Linked DNA regions of Homo sapiens: region 1 is linked to region 2. The links are chromatin loops, found by intact Hi-C in ENCODE. Cell type or tissue: HCT116. All regions are shown on one strand. Each heading gives the region's core, and the rest is flanking DNA. Links, peaks and the distances in the headings are about the cores only. Region 1 overlaps SYN2 (synapsin II). Region 2 has its middle 31 kb from the start of TAMM41.

Evidence for each region. Hi-C counts contacts between places; a loop is a spot of excess contacts. Peaks named below come from ENCODE experiments on the same cell type or tissue, not always from the same donor. Only the 100,000 strongest peaks of a DNase experiment are listed, where the experiment ranks them.
Region 1: it touches region 2 in a loop (2.3-fold over the local background); 2 of 110 quality-filtered maps call a loop at or near these places.

The regions. Positions count from the first base shown.
Region 1 is chr3:12,043,172-12,051,625 of GRCh38, reverse strand. All of the region lies in intron 1 of SYN2 (synapsin II), which reads right to left. Among named protein-coding and RNA genes, the nearest start is that of SYN2, 43 kb to the right of the region's middle. RefSeq lists a silencer at 4,923-5,217. In HCT116, for the core only: CTCF peaks have their summits at 4,807 and 5,006 (motif pointing right); a DNase peak (open chromatin) is centred at 5,045.
Region 2 is chr3:11,873,999-11,882,452 of GRCh38, reverse strand. It overlaps the pseudogene FANCD2P2 and the pseudogene CYCSP12. Among named protein-coding and RNA genes, the nearest start is that of TAMM41, 31 kb to the right of the region's middle. In HCT116, for the core only: a CTCF peak has its summit at 3,396; a DNase peak (open chromatin) is centred at 3,432.

The DNA of each region.
Region 1 (8,454 bases), core at 2,271-7,270, 170 kb before region 2:
AGCACAGAACTAAAAGAAAATCATAAAATGAAGGCGGCAGACTATAGGATCTCTAAGACCTTTCAGTTCTTACATTTGAGGATTCATATGTACTAAAAGAAATAAAAACTTCAGGGGCAGCACTGGGGCAGCAGCAATTTGAGAAACAGACCACTACGACCCAAAACTAGAAGACCAGCAGTAGCTCTGGAGGACAAAACTAGAAGACCAGCAGTAGCTCTGTGCCTCTGCCAGAGATGTAGAACAATGTAGCAGCTCATATCTAAGCAAAATACTCTCTGCTTTACATTTCAAAAAAAAAAGCCACCAGGGAACTTGAAGAAATTGACACATTTCCCCTTGCCACAGTTTTATAAGGTCATCTTAAAATCCTGTTTAGAAAGCTATAATTTTTTGATAAAAACATTGTGTAGAACTTATTATTTTATCCTCATAATAGGTCCATTGTTACATACTAAGCATCTGTCTGGAAGTCAAAAGACTAGGATTCTTATCCAGAATTTTCTAATGACTTTCTGTCAACAAGACATTAATCCTTTTGCTATTCTATTTTTGGGTCTCTGTTTTATCTATATAGAAATAAAAAAAAGAGGCCGGGCGCGGTGGCTCACGCCTGTAATCCCAGCACTTTGGGAGGCCGAGGCGGGTGGATCATGAGGTCAGGAGATCGAGACCATCCTGGCTAACAAGGTGAAACCCCGTCTCTACTAAAAATACAAAAAAGTAGCCGGGCGCGGTGGCGGGCGCCTGTAGTCCCAGCTACTCGGGAGGCTGAGGCAGGAGAATGGCGTGAACCCGGGAAGCGGAGCTTGCAGTGAGCCGAGATCGCGCCACTGCAGTCCACAGTCCGGCCTGGGCGACAGAGCGAGACTCCGTCTCAAAAAAAAAAAAAAAAAAAAAAAAAAAAAAAAAAAGAGAAGAGAAGAAAGATGAGATTATTCCAAAGATCTTTACAAGTCTACAAACCTAAAAAATCACTCCAGGCTAGGCAAAGTGGCTCACGCCTGTAATCCCAGCACTTTGGGAGACTGAGGCCGACAGATCACGAGGTCAGGAGTGCAAGACCAGCCTAGCCAATATGGTGAAACCCCATGTCTACTAATAATACAAAAATTAGCTGGGCATGGTGGCACACACCTATAGTCCCAGCTACTTGGGAGGCGGAGGCAGAAGAATCACTTGAACCTGGGAGGCAGAGGTTGCAGTGAGCCAAGATCGTACCACTGCACTCCAGCCTGGGGGACAGAGCAAAACTCTATCTCCAAAAAAAAAAAAAAAAAAAAAATCATTCCAAACTGGAGCCATTCCTGGGTCAAAGAATCAACATTAAATGAAAGGTGTAACTTACGGATTTACTCTAATAAACTCTAACATTTCAAGAATCTTGCAGAGAATTATAACCATTAACAGTCTAAGAACTGTCGAGGCTGGGTTCGGTGGCTCATGCCTGTAATCCCAGCACTTTGGGAGGCCGAGGCGGGTGAATCGCCTGAGGTCATGAGTTCGAGACCAGCCTGACCAACATAGTGAAACCCTGTCTTTACTAAAAATACAAAAAATTAGCCGGGCGTGGTGGCAGGTGCCTGTAATCCCAGCTACTTGGGACGCTGGGGCAGGAGAATCGCTTGAATCCTGGAGGTGGAGGTTGCAGTGAGCCCCCTCAAAAACAAAAACAAACAAAACAAAAAGAAAACAAACAAAAACTGTCGAGATTGCTTTGTGTTGCACAGTTCTGGTGCCTGCTTAGAGCTCTCCAAGGTACTGATTTTATCTCTGGAAAGTTTCTGCTTTTCCACTCTTCTAAATATAAGCCATGTTTCCAAATCTGTCAACCACCCAGGCAGATGTGGCACAAACATAATGTATCGTCCAGTGGATATATAAATGAATAAAAGAGAAGAATGTCATAGCAGAAAACATCACAAGACTGCAAAACAAAATGAGTTCCAAACCCTGTTTTTCATTCAACATGTACCAGTCACTTTATAGGAACTTACTGTATCATTTCCTATATAACTCCCAAGCCATCTATAGCACTCTGATACTAAACTAGTACTCAGTTCCCTCATCTTTCAGTTTTTTTATTTTTTATTATTTTTTTTTTTTTGAGACGGAGTCTCACTCTGTCACCCTGGCTGCAATGCAGTGGCACAATGTTGGCTCACTGCAGCCTCCGCCTCCCGGGTTCCAGTGATTCTCCTGCCTCAGCCCTCCCAGGTGGCTGGGATTACAGGCACTTGTCACCACACCAGGCTAATTTTTGTATTTTTAGTAGAGACGAGTTTCACCATGTTGACCAGGCTGGTCTTGAACTCCTGACCTCAGGTGATCCACCTGCCTCAGCCTCCCAAAGTGCTAGGATTATGGGCATGAGCCACCGAGCCAGGGCTCTAATGTTCTTCCTACAACTCCTCTCAGCTGCTCTTTTGGGCCCAATGTTAACTTTCCCAAAGTTATGCTAAACTAGTAAGCATTCAGACTATCTTACTACACATAGCACAATGGCCTGACATACCCTAAGTGTTCGATAAGCATGTGCTCAATGAATGAGAAAGAAGGGTCCATGTACATTCCCAAACTTCAAGGGCTTCTAATTTCACATCTCACCTACATATTCACAAAACTCTGACAATCTCATCTTACACAGAACTGAAAAGACTGACATATAGGTTCCCACGGTTTAGGTCTGCAAGTGATTGTAAAATCCATAAACCAACGATATAATGAATAAAATAGTCACTACCGACTGCTGCAATTCCAGTACAGTGATTATCAGCAGGGGTCCAGAATTGGACAAACTTAGATTTGAACCCGAGCTACCATTTACTGCTGCATGACTTGGGCATATTATCTTTCCTGTGCCTCAATTCACATACTTTTTAAGTGGGGGAAATATAGTATATACCCTCATAAAACTGCTGAGAGGATGAAATGAGATACTATATTAAAACACTTAACTAAGTAGGCACTCCTTAGATTGTCTTATCCACTATCTACCTATCACAATACCTGGCACACAATAAGCGTTCAATGAATGTTAGCTATCATCATCATCTTTACAATAAATCACTGGGTTCTACAATTAAAATGTAGACTTTTTATATGGCAAACAGTCTTAAAAGAATTTTGTAGTTAAAATAAAATCTCAGCCTGGCACAGTGGGTCACCCCTAGAATCCCACCACTCCAGGAGGCCTTTGGGAGGCCAAAGCAGGTGGATCACTTGAGCTCACGAGTTCAAGACCAGCCTGGCCAACATGGCAAAACCCTGTCTCTACAAAAAATACAAAAATTAGCTGGGCATGGTGGTGCACACCCGTCGTCCCAGCTACTCGGGAGGCTGAGGTGGGAGGATCGCTTGAGTCCGATGGCTGCAGTGAGCCGTGATCATACCACTGCACTCCAGCCTGGGTGATAGAGCAAGACCCTGTCTCAAAAAATAATAAAACAAAATCTCATAATAAGCCCTTGGGAAAGTAAAATGTAGCAAACACGAATTGTCTCATCTTAAAAAGGCATAAAAAGGCTAAATCTTTCACTTAGGGTTACAGAAAATGCTCAAAACCCTAGAAACAAACAATGGGCATTTTATCTGTAAGTCAGAAGTAAAAGGTTGGAATACACAACGTACGTAACTTGTAGAGGGTCTCACAATCAGGTACCAAGGAAACCAAAGTACTCTCATACCCAGAGTTAACTGCTGATTTATTGAACCATCTTAAATCTGAATGGTTTACAGCAAAAAACAGGTTAAATGCTTTCTTCAAATTAAACAGAACATCACATGCTGCCACCTTACAACTCCAACAACTAATGAGAAAAGCATCAGAACACTGCTTCCTGTTTTACAAATGGAAGTGATCTCTGTTTTAACAAACCCTTCAGATAATGTTAATATATACTAAAGTTTGAGAATCACTGTCCCCAATCCATCACTCGCCTCTCTATCCAACTTAGATGCCATGATCTAGTATTTCAATAACTTAAACTTCCTTTCCCTTTCATCGTCTCCATCTGACAAAAACCTCAAAAACCCTTAATGAGCTCAAGTATCCACTTTCTGTGTCCCCAAGCTGCTGAAGAATGCCAGAAAGAAATAACACAACAGAACAGATTGTCACCTCAACAAGGCCTTCAACTCTCACTAAATCATGAGTTTGTCTGGTCAAAATATGATGATTTAAAATCTTATTCATTTCCTTCAAATAGTACCCCTTCCATCATCCTTCCTTCTTCTCAGTAGATGACCTAGCCTCCTACTTAACAGAGAAAATAGAAGCCACCAGATGGATACATCCTCAACTTCCCACCATCCAATCTACACACCCTTCTGTATCTTCACCCATATTCTCCTCCATCCCTTCTGTTAAAATAATAGATCAGGTGTCTCTCCTCTTATCTAAGACCAAAAACACCTGTGAGCCAGATCTCATTTCCTCCTCCTCTTAAAGGAAACTCACACTATTAAGTATTCTTCTCTTTCCATACAATTTGCCTTTCCCTTAATTATGGCACATAATTGGAACATTAATATATACAATGAAATACCATTCAGTCATGAAAAAAACAAGGTAGTGCTTTCCATCTTGATATGGAACAGTCATGGAGTACAATATGTTTTCCTGAAGTTCAAACCCATACACCCAACTTCCCATAATCATTCTCTTTATTGTCTCATTGGCACTTCAATTACAACATATCTAAAACAACATTCATCATCTCCCCCTAAAATCTGTCCTTCAGGTTCCTTCAATGTTCCTCGTATCAGTAAATGGCAACCTCCATCCACCCAGCTGTGCAGTCAGAAACCTAGTCGTCATACTTTGACCTCTCCTTCATTTCTTATCTAATCAATCATCAAGTCTTGATGATCTATTAAATATTTCTTATATTATTCCAACTCTCTTCATCTCCACGTTTGCTACTTTTGTCCAGGCCACCATCTTCTCTCACCTAGTTTTTTGCAATAGCCTTTTAATAATTTCCGAACATCCACTCTTCCCTTCCTCCAATCCAGTCTCCACTAGATGGCAGCCAGAGCAGTCATTTCAAAATATCAAAAGGAACATCTAATCATGTCTCTCTTCCATCAAAACTGTTAGATAGCTTCCTATTTCTACAGTAGGAGAATAAAGTGCAAAATCCTTAGCAAAGCCTATAAGCCTCTGCATGAACCTCTGTTTACTCTAGCCTCATCTCACACATTCTCCCCCTCTCTACATTCCAGTCACAAAGAAATGTCTTTCTTTAAACTAACTATGCTCTTTCCCTTTCACAAGCTTCATGTTCTTTCTCCCAGGATGTTGCTCTCCTTATTTACCTAGCCAACTCCTATTCATCCTTCAGGTCTCATTTTAAATGTAATATACTCACCAAAACCTTTCCCAACTCCTCAGATTTGGTCAGTTTCACCCACCCAATTTACCAGACATTCATTCATTTTATTCAGTCAACAAATGTTGACTGAACAACTAAACCACACTAGTAGCTGTACTAGGTACAGAGAATAAAACTGAACAATACTGACAGTCTCTTTCCTAATTAAACTTATATCCTAGTAGAAAGTATAATCATTAAACAAATATTTAGTTAGAGTTGTAGTAAGTACTATAAAGGAGAAATATGGGTTCCTTTGAGAATGAATAAATGTCTGGTAAATGAAAGAAGCAAGTTATTCAAATTCAGTTCTGCTGACTCCAAATCCCATGCTTCTCACCCACTACACTATGCTGTAAATTCAAGCCTCATTTTTTAAAAGCATAACTGATTTTAACTTTTTTCTTCTTAACTCCGCCAGATTCAAATTCTATATAGTACTCTCCTGTGCTTCTGGGAGGTATTCCTGAGCCCCCCACTACTCAATGTTGCAGTACTCCCACTCCACAGGGCACACAAATCAGTTCGCCATGAGCACTGAGGTGGAGATTGTAGGGGCAAAGGGATTCAGTACAATGCAGGGTATGTGCAAAGGACTATGGGAATGCAAGATATGGGAAGATTAATTGTCTACGGGCTACAGCATAGTGAAAGTACTTTGTAAAATGTAAAGCACTAATCAAATGATTGTTATTAGTGATAGCAATAGTGGTGGTAGTCTCTCTAAGTAACGGAATCCCCCATCCTCCAAAGGGGGAAAAACATCTATTCAAATTGGAAAACAGTAGAGACATTTACTTATTTAACCCAGAAAAAAACTGAAATGCATTTCTCCTCATTCATTCTTACCATCTCATTTTAACTCTTTCTACATTTTACAAACAAAACTCCGCTTGCAGCAAAGAACAATCCATTTCACTTTTTATCTACTCCTTTTTACTGCATCAGAAAAACTTCAAAAGTCTGACAGTTCTCATGTATTATAATCACATCTCAGTCATTAAGCAGTTGCTGAAGTTTAAAAAAAAACACCAAAATACTAAATGCAGTAAACCCCCCTTTAAACATCATTTTTATGGTATACCACATGTACAGCTCTCTGGTGGTGGTACAGTAGAATGAGACAGGGTTGGAACTTAACTAGATTACTAGATGCCTGGAGGGCCCAGGATAGGAACCTCTGGATCACATCATCTTTAAGGCATATAATCAGATTTTCTAATGATTCCATCTCCACCACTTCTTAGCTGCATGACCTTGGGTATATTTCCCAACCTCTCTAATCTTCAATTTTCTCATTCATAAAATAGAGATAAGTGTACCTATTATTTCAGGTAATTGTGAAATTTAAATATATATAAAGAGATTAGCACAGTATGTAGCACACAATTGTACTCAATAAATATTTGATATCTTACTCTTATCTCTCTGGTTCTGAAGTCCTATGATTCTATAAACCCAATGCCATAGAGCACAATAAAAAACCTGTACTATAGGTATTTTTCTTATTCCCCAATAGCAAGAATGTACTATAGTTCACAGCACATGTAGACTTACCATGTAGACTTATAATGAAGAGGGATGCTAACTGCTTGTCTAAAAATAGTGCCTCCATACACCCCTATAAAAGTAAATGACCAAGACTCAACATAAAAGGATTCCTCCTATTTTCAGGGGTTCTAATTGTTTCATCAAATGTCTTCATCAGATTCTAAATATCTTATACCCATTATCCTGGTTCTTTCCTCTAAAAGAATGGTTGCTCATAATTATTTTGATCACAGAGCAAAATAATTTTAGACAGTTACTAAGTTTTCAGTCATATTTCTGGAACCCTTTGCTTTTTCAGAAGGATCTCATTTCAAATCTTTCAATATCCTGATTACTCATGAAATGGGAAAGACAAAATGAATATGATATTCTACCAGTTTGACTACTATGGAAGCATTTCATTCTTTTTTGCTTTTGCTCATGCTATTCATGTTCATGTCTTACTGCCCTCTCCTCACTTGAATCCTCCTCACACCTGTGTGTGTGTGTGTGTGTGTGTGTGTGTGTGTGTGTGTGTGAGAGAGAGAGAGAGAGAGAGAACTTTGCCTTCTAAAGGTTGACACTAGAACCTGGAAAGTGGGGAAGAAGGAGAAGAGGAAAACAGAAATTCAACAATTAATTAACATGTTATGGGTAAGAATTTCTGGTAGGTAATATGGAAGATATAAAAATGAACAAGACAAGATCTCCATCCTCATGAGACCTACAATATACCTGGACAAATGGCACAAGGCAGAAATCATATAATACAAGGTAGAATGCAGTATGTACAATAAAATTGAAGTAGATAAACTGCTATGGAGGTTCAGTTGAGAGAGAGAAACAGATAAAATATTAGGTAAAGAAATCTAGGGAAGTTTCATGATGGAGATTTGACTATATAGTAGGTGAGAAATAGGTACAGACGTGGGGGAAGACAGATGCTGAGACTTTTCCATAGGAAAGGTCATATGATATGTCTGGCCCTCCTTTGACTAATCCACGGTGCATTTCTTTAACCAACCCAGTAGAATGGACATCACAGTTTTATGCCCAGTCATTCTGAGGGCCACATAATAAATTCCTCAGGCAATCAACAGAAGAAAGTAGACAGCTGAAAACAAAATGACAGAATATTCCTAAAACACAAGCTTATCTTTCTGAGCCTTATTTTTCTGATTTGTAAAATATGGATAAATAATGCCTACCACACAAAGTTGTTGGGAGATAAAATAACACATTAAAGTGCCTAAAATATACCGGGTTATATAGGAGACCCTGCAGTAAATGCTTATTTTTCTTCTCTTTTAGATTAGTATCCTAAGGCTGTCATAACAAATTACCACTAATTTGGTGGCTTTAAAAAAGTGAAATTAGGAGAGGAAAAAAAAGCAGCTGGGCACCAGTAGTTCACACCTGTAAACCCAGTGCTTTGAGAGGTTTGTTTTCCAGGAGGATTGCTTGAAGTCAGGCGCTCGAGACCAGCCTGGGGAACACAGTGAGACTCCATCTCTATGAAATTTTTTAAAAATTAGCTGGGCATGGTGAT
Region 2 (8,454 bases), core at 1,370-6,369:
TCTTTACCTCAAGTGATCCTCCTGCCTCAGCCTCCCAAAGTGCTGGGATTACAGGCGTGAGCCACCGTGCCCTGCCTGAACTAGCTTTATGTCCCACTTTCCAGTTATACACTTATTTGTCCCCATGCTTCAACCAAAGTGTTATGCCATAAATATGGCATACCTTTCTTGCTAAGACTTTATAATTTAATTGGAGAGATTGAATGGATATAGAAATAAATGCAACCGGCCCGGGCATGGTGGCTCACATACGTAATCCCAGTGCTTTGGGAGGCTGAGGGGGGCGGATCACCTGAGATCAGGAGTCTGAGACCAGCCTGGGCAACATGGCGAAACCCCTACATGGTGAAACCCCGTCTCTACCAAAAACACAGAAATTAGCTGGGCGTGATGGTGCATGCCTGTGATCCCAGCTACTTGGAAGGCTGAGGCGGCAGAATCGCTTGAACCTGGGAGGCACCCCTGCACTCCAGCCTGGGTGGCAGAGTTGAGACTCCATCTCAAAAAAAAAAAATGCAACCCAAGCCAGTAGTTTCCAAGTATCAGAAAACCACAAAGACAGGAGTTCAGTAAAACTTCTTTTTCTTCTTCTTCTTTTTTTTTTTTTTTTTTTTTGCCTTTTCTTGAGATGGAGTCTCGCTTTGTTGCCCAGGCTGGAGTGCAGTGGCATGATCTCGGCTCACTGCAACCTCTGCCTCCCAAGTTCAAGCAATCCTCTGCCTCAGCCTCCCAAGTAGCTAGGATTACAGGTGGCTGCCACCACGCCTGGCTAACTTTTTTTTGTATATTTAGAGAAGAACTCACATGTGTGCACTGCTCATCACTCAGGTTGGCTACCTCTTGGGTCAAACTAGATGATCCACTTCTAAAAACAAAGAATTTTAATTTCACTTTTGTAATATTTTGTAACAATTTCCAATAAGTTTAAGAATTCTGACTTCCCTAGGGTAGGGTAAAGATAAAGGTACATGAAGGCAGAGAAGAGTATTTATTTTGTCCATACAAAATACAGATTAGAGCAAAAGATTGTTATACATATTTTTATTTTCTCTTTTTTCTTACTTTTTTTTTGAGTTTCGCTCTTGTTGCCCAGGCTGGAGTGCAATGGCGCAATCTCGGCTCACCGCAACCTCCATCTCCCAGGTTCAAGTGATTCTCCTGCCTCAGCCTCCCGAGTAGCTGGGATTACAGGCATGCGCCACCACACCCAACTAATTTTGTATTTTTAGTAGAGACAGGGTTTCTCCATGTTGGTCAGGCTGGTCCCAAACTCCCGACCTCAGGCGATCCGCCCACCTCGGCCTCACAAAGTGCTGGGATTACAGGTGTGAGCCACCGAGCCTGGCCTGCTCATTTCTCTTACAGTTGTAACGTCTACTGTTAAAATGATGTCTATGCGATGTAACACTGTTAGTTGGCAAGATTAACTGATCTTAAACCACAGAAGTCAGAATCTCCATGTGTACCTGTCTGCCACCATGATGCCAGCCATGGTGACAGCACCAAAAATCCCAATGAGTTTGTACTTGAATATGGTGCTAGAGAGCTGCTTTCTTATCACCAAGTGCATGTCATCCTGCAATGAGATAATGAAGAAAGATGGTAACGCTGGAATTGCACAGCAAAAGAAGGTATGGATATTGAGCCACACAGCCAGACTATAAAGGGTTCTATCATTTACTGTTTTTTGTTTGTTTGTTTGTTTGTTTGTTTGTTTTGAGACAGAGTTTAGCTCTTATTGTCCAGGCTAGAGTGCAATGGCGCAATCTCAGCTCACTGCAACCTCCACCTCCTGCGTTCAGGCAATTCTCCCTCAGCCTCCCAGGTAGCTGGGATTATAGGTGCCTGGCACCACACCTGGCTAACTTTGTATTTTTAGTAGAGACGGGGTTTCACTATGGTAGCCAGGCTGGTCTTGAACTCCTGACCTCAGGTGATCCACCCACCTTGGCCTTCCAAAGTGCTGGGATTACAGGTGTGAGCCACCACACCCAGCCCTGTGTGTCTTTAGCAAGTCATTTCATCTCTCCAAGTTTTAATTTTTACATCTGTGAAATGCGGAAAGTTGTTTTAAGGATTAGAGATAAATTATAAAAAACTTCTAGAACAGTGCCTGGCACATGATAGACATTCAATAATAATAGCTTTAATTGTTATTATTTCTATAAGGATATGAAAATTATCATAATGTTGATGACTGCTCAGCTAAAATAATGAATTAGAATAAAATACTTAGGTACAGATTTAAACATGGAGGCAAGGCTAACCGTGGTGGCTCATGCCTGTCACCCTAACACTTTGGGAGGCTGAGGCGGGTAGATTGCTTGAACCCAGGAGTTCAAGACCAGCCTGGGTAACATGGCAAAACCTCATCTCTATAGAAAATACAAAAATTAGCCAGCTGTGCTTGTGCATGCCTGTGGTCCCGGCTACGCGGAAGGCTGGGGTGAGAGGATCACCTGAGCCTGGGAAGTCAAGAATACAGTGAGCCAAGATCCCATCACTGTACTCTAGCCTGGGTGACAGAGCCAGACACTGTCTCGAAATAAAATAAAATAAAATAAAATAAAATAAAATAAAATAAAATAAAATAAAATAAAATAAAATAAAATAAACATTGCTGAAAAACTTTAAATACATAAGTAAATGGAAAGAGCTATTGTCTTGGTGGATTGGAAGACACTCAGTATTGTTAAGATGAAAATACCATTCAAAGTAATTCAATGCAATCCTTATCAAAGTCCCACAACATGTTTTGCAGAAATAGAAAGATTCATACCAAAATTCACATGGAATTTCAAGGGACCCCAAATTGCCAAAACCTTGAAAAAGAACAAAGTTGGAGGGCTCACACTTCCTGATTTCAATATTAATACAAAGCTACAGTAGTCAAAACAGTGTGGTGATGGCAGAAGGACAGACATATGGACAAATGAAATAGAATACAGAGTTCAAAGATAAGCCTTCATATATGTGACAAATTGATTTTTGACAAGGGTTCCAAAATCATTTCAATGGTGAAAGGACCATCTTTTCAACAAATGGCACTGGAAAAACTGGATATCCATGTGCAAAAGAATGAAGTTAAATCCTTACAATACACTATACACAAAAATTAACAAAAAGTGGATCAAAGACCTAAATTTAAGAGCTAAAACTTTCTCTTAGAAGAAAATAAAAGAAAATCTTCATGACCTTGAATTCAGCAACGGTATCTTAAGCATGACAACCAAAAGGACAAGCAACACAAGAAAACAAATTGATAGAGAGTGGGTCGTACAGCTTTGGAGTGGCAACCTTTGTGGCGCCAGCGATGAAAAAGAGAATTAAATATGGGTGATGCTGAGAAAGGCAAGAAGATTTTTGTTCAGAAGTGTGCCCAGTGCCACACGGTGGAAAAGAGAGGCAAGCACAAGACTGGGCCTAATCTCCATGGTCTCTTTGGGCCATTGGATTCTCTTACACAGACGCCAAGAAGAACAAAGGCATCACCTGGGGAGAGGATACACTCACTGATGGAGGATTTGGAGAATCCCAAGAAGTACATCCCTGGAAGAAAACTGATCTTTGCCAGCATTAAGAAGGCAGACAGGGCAGACTTTATAGCTTATCTAAAAAAAAGCTACTAATGAGTAATGATTGGCCACTGCCTTATTTATTACAAAACAAATGTCTCATGACTTTTTTATGTGTTCCATACTTTAATAGATCTCATACACAGGAATTCAGATCATGAATGACTGACAGAATATTTTGTTGGGTACTCATGATTTAAAACTAAGACTGGCTTGTTGTTAAATGAATATGTTGTTTTTGAATTTTAATAGTAATTCCAATTCAGTAAATGCTATCATTGTTTACCCCTTCTAAAGATAAGATTAGACTTCCTTAGTAATGTTCAACTTTTCACAAAGATGGTGAGTGCTATCTTAAAACTTAATGGAGGCCAGGTGCAGTAGCTCACACCTGTAATCCCAGCATTTTGGGAGGCCGAGGTGGGCAGATCACTTGAGGTCAAGAGTTCGGGACTGGCCTGGCCAACATCAGGTGAAACTCTGTCTCTACTAAAAATACAAAAATTAGCTGGGCATGGTGGCGGGCACCTGTAATCCCAGCTACTAGGGATGCTGAGACAGGAGAATTGCTTGAACCCAGAAGGCAGAGTTTGCAGTGAGCTGAGATTGTGCCACTGCACTCTAGCCTGGGCGACAGAGCAAGACCCCATCTCAAAACAAACAAAATAAAACAAAACAAAACAAAACCAAAAACTTAATGAGGACTGATTTTATATGTAGATTTATATAACTCGTTATGTGAATATATTTAAATACTGAGGAAATTCCTTCATTGTCTCAGAACCAAGCAAGATTCACCTGTGTTTTGTGTTCATTTGCCTCTTAAAGGTAAGGGTGGAAGATAAATAAGGGAGCAATGTCTAGTTTATATTTTTGGCCTTAACTATGCCAATCTAATTAGAATTCCCTGTATTTAAAATGGTCTCTTTAACTTACTGAAAGGCATTTTAGTGTGGTTTATGTGTAATGTCAAAGATTATTTAACACTTCTCACATTTTATAGATGATCTATAAAGTCACATGCTTTTAAAATAGTAGCAAGTTAAACTTCACTCTTGAATTCTTTACGATCTAACTCAAACTAAGTTATAATTTAGAATTGTCTTTAAAGGAGCCATTCAGAAACATAAAACTGAAACTGCTGTGTATTTGTGATTGAAAATAGTGCTTTTGCCAACTTAAAAGGATTAAAGTAGAGGAGATATACACAAATTTTAACATTATGTGTGATCATAAGACTTAAGATAATTAAAAAGAAAACCACAGATGAAAAAAAAAATAGATAAGGCCAGGTGTGGTGGCTCACATCTGTAATCACAGCACTTTGGGAGGCCGAGGCAGGCAGATCGTGAGGCCAAGAGATCAAGACCATCTTGGCCAACATGGTGAAACCCCATCTCTACTAAAAATATAAAAATTAGCTGGGCGTTGTGGTGCACGCCCGTAGTCCCAGCTACTCAGTAGGCTGCGGCAGGAGAATCGCTTGAACTCAGGAGGTGGAGGTTGCAGTGAGCTGAGATCGCACCACTGCACTCCAGCCTGGTGACAGAGCAAGACTCCATCACAAAAAAAAAAAAAAAAAAAAGTAGATAAATTTGACTTTATTGAAACTAAATACTTTAGTGCATCAAAGGACACTATCAAGGGAGTGAAAACCCATAGAATGGGAGAAAATATTTGCAAATCATATATCTGATAAGGGATTAATATCCAGAATATATAAATAACTCCTATACCTCAACAATGACAAAAACCCAGTTTAAAAATGGGCAAAGGGCTGAGCACAGTGGCTCATACCTGTAATGCCAGCACTTTGGGAGGCAGAGGTGGGTGGATCTCCTGAGTTCAAGAGTTCAAGACCAGCCTGGGTAACATGACGAAACCTCATGTCTACCAAAAATACAAAAAATTAGCTGAGTATGGTGGTGCACACCTGTGGTCCCAGCTACTCAGGAGGCTGACGTGGGAGGATCGCTTAAGCCTGGGAGGTGGAGGTTGCAGTAAGCCAAGATCACACCACTGCACTCCAACATGTGTGACAGAGTGAGACCCCATCTCAAAAACAAACAAACAAAAAAAAATGGGTAAAGGACTTGAATAGACATTTCTACAAAAATATAGAAATGGCCAAGAAGTACATGAAAAGATGCTTAACATCATTAGTCATTAGGAAATGCAAATCAAACCACAATAAGATACCACTTTGTACTCATCAGGATGATTATAATTAAAAAATAGGGCCAGGAGAGGTGGCAGGTACCTGTAGTCCCAGGTACTCAGGAGGCTGAGGCAGGAAGACTGCTTGAGCCCAGGAGTTTGAGGCTGCAGTGAACTATGATCGCACCACTGCACTGCAGCCTGGGTGACAGAGCAAGACCCTATCTAAAAAAAATAATTTTTTATTTATTAAGAAATAAATTAATTAATTAAAATTAAAACAAAATTTTTTAAGAATGGAAAATAAATGTTGGCAAGGATATGGAGAAATTGGAACCTACAAACATTGTTGGTGGGAATGTAAAATTATGCAGCTGCTATGGAAAGCAGTTTGGTGGTTTCTCAAAATGGTAAATATATGGTCATCATATGATCCAGCAATTCCATGCTTAAGATATATACCCTAAAGAACTGAAAACAGGGACTCAAACAAATATTTGTAAACCAATGATCACAGCAACATTATTCAAATGACCAAAAGGTGGAAACAACTCAAGTGTCCATCAGTGGATGAATGGATAAACAAAATGTGGTATAAACAAAGAATGGGGGCCGGGCGCAGTGGCTCACGCCTGTAGTCCTAGCACTTTGGGAGGCCGAGGCAGGTGGATCACCTGAGGTCAGGAGACCAGCCTGGCCAAAATGGTGAAACCACATCTCTACTAAAAATACAAAAATTAGCTAGGCGTGATGGTGCACACCTGTAATCCCAGCTACTCAGGAGGCTGAGGATAGAGAATTGCTTGAACCCAGGAGGCAGAGGTTGCAGTGAGCTGAGATCACGACAATGCACTCCAGCCTGGGCGACAGAGTGAGACTCCGACTCAACAAAGCAAAACAAAACAAAACACAACAACAACAAAAACAAAGAATGGAATTATTACAGCTGTAATACGGAATAAAGTTCTGATGCATGCCACAACATACATGAACCTTGAAAATATTATGCTAAAGTGAAATAAGCAAGGCACAAAAAGATACATATTGTATGATTCCATTTATATGAAGCATCTAGAATGAACAAATCCATAGACAGAATGTGATTAGTGATTATCAGGAGGTCGGGAGAGGAAGATGGCAAATTATTGCCTAATGGGTACAAAGTTTGTTTGGGATGATCAGAAAGTTCTAGAAATGGATAGTGGTAATGGTTGTATAACATTGTGAATATACTTACTGCTACTAAATTGTACCCTTAAAAACAATTTAAATGGTATATTTTATGTTATGTGTATTTTATCAAAATTCAAAAATAAAATAAAATAATGAAGTAGCTTTATATTACTGATTAGAAGCAATCTCCCAAATAAACTGCTAAATGCAGAAGGTAAGATGTAGAACAAGAGGGGAAAGGAAACTACAGGTAAATACAAATTTGTAAATTCTCAGAACATCTCAGAAGCTTATAAAGTGATTGCCCCTGTAGGAGACAAACCAGGTGCCTAGAGGACTGAGAAGAAGTGAGAGTTATTTTTCACTGGATACCCTTCTATATGTTTTGAATTTTGTATGACACATGTATATTACCTAGTCCAAAAATTTTTTAATTAAAAAAATGTGTTGATTGGGGATCCAAGAAAGGGGTGGGAGGGGAGATAAAAAAATATGCTGGTTGTTCAAAGTCACAGTCCAGTATGAATTACTGCCATAAGGTAGCACTAAAGATACAAATGAGTTACAAGTTATGATTCCAATCTAATCTCTTCCTTTTGTTTTATTTTATTTTATTTATTTATTTATTTATTTATTTATTTATTTATTTATTTATTTATTTATTTTGAGATAGAGTCTCATTCTGTTGCCCAGGCTGGAGAGCAGTGGCACAATCATGGCTCACTGTAGCCTCAACTCCCTGGGCTCAATGGATCCTCCCACCTCCGCCTCCTGAGTAGCTAGGATTACAGGTGTGTGCCACCACACCTGGCTAATTTTTGTATGTTTTTGTAGAGACAGGGTTTCACCATGGTGCCCAGGTTGGTCTCAAACTCCTGGCACATGTGATTCGCCTGCCTTGGCCTCCCAAAGTGCTGGGATTACAGCCTGGCTTTTTCAGCGAATGGTGTCCACAAACCAAAAACAAGCCCATGTGAAGTTCACATTAGATGGAGATGTTTCTTAGAAAACAAGGCAATTCTGTGTCCCCACTGCACTCAGAACCTGAACAGTTTCATGGTTAGCTGATCCCAGACCCATCTCTACCCTAATAGACAAAGCTTTTTGAGGGCAGAGGATCTAATATATCAGTGCCTGGCACAGAATAGGCACTTAATGTTTGTGGTAAGAATTAAAAAAATGCTGGAACTATGGCTGTGTACTCCATTTCCACTAATACACACTAGCAAATCTATCATTTGCTTATTTTTTTCCAGCAAATTTCAAGTAAAGAGGTTTAAAAATACAAAACACTAAAAATACTAAAATTAGCTAGGTGCAGTGGCATGTGCCTGTAGTCCCAGCTACTTGGGAGGCTGAGGCAGGAGAATTGCTTGAACCCAGGAGCTGAGATCATGCCACTGCACTCCAGTGTGGGTGACAGAGCTAGACTCCGTGTCACAAAAAAAAAAAAAAAAAAAAAAAAAAAAAAAAGGCCAGGCTCAGTGGCTCACGTCTGTAATCCCAACACTTTGAGAGGCCAAGGTGGGCGGATCCCGAGGTCAGGAGA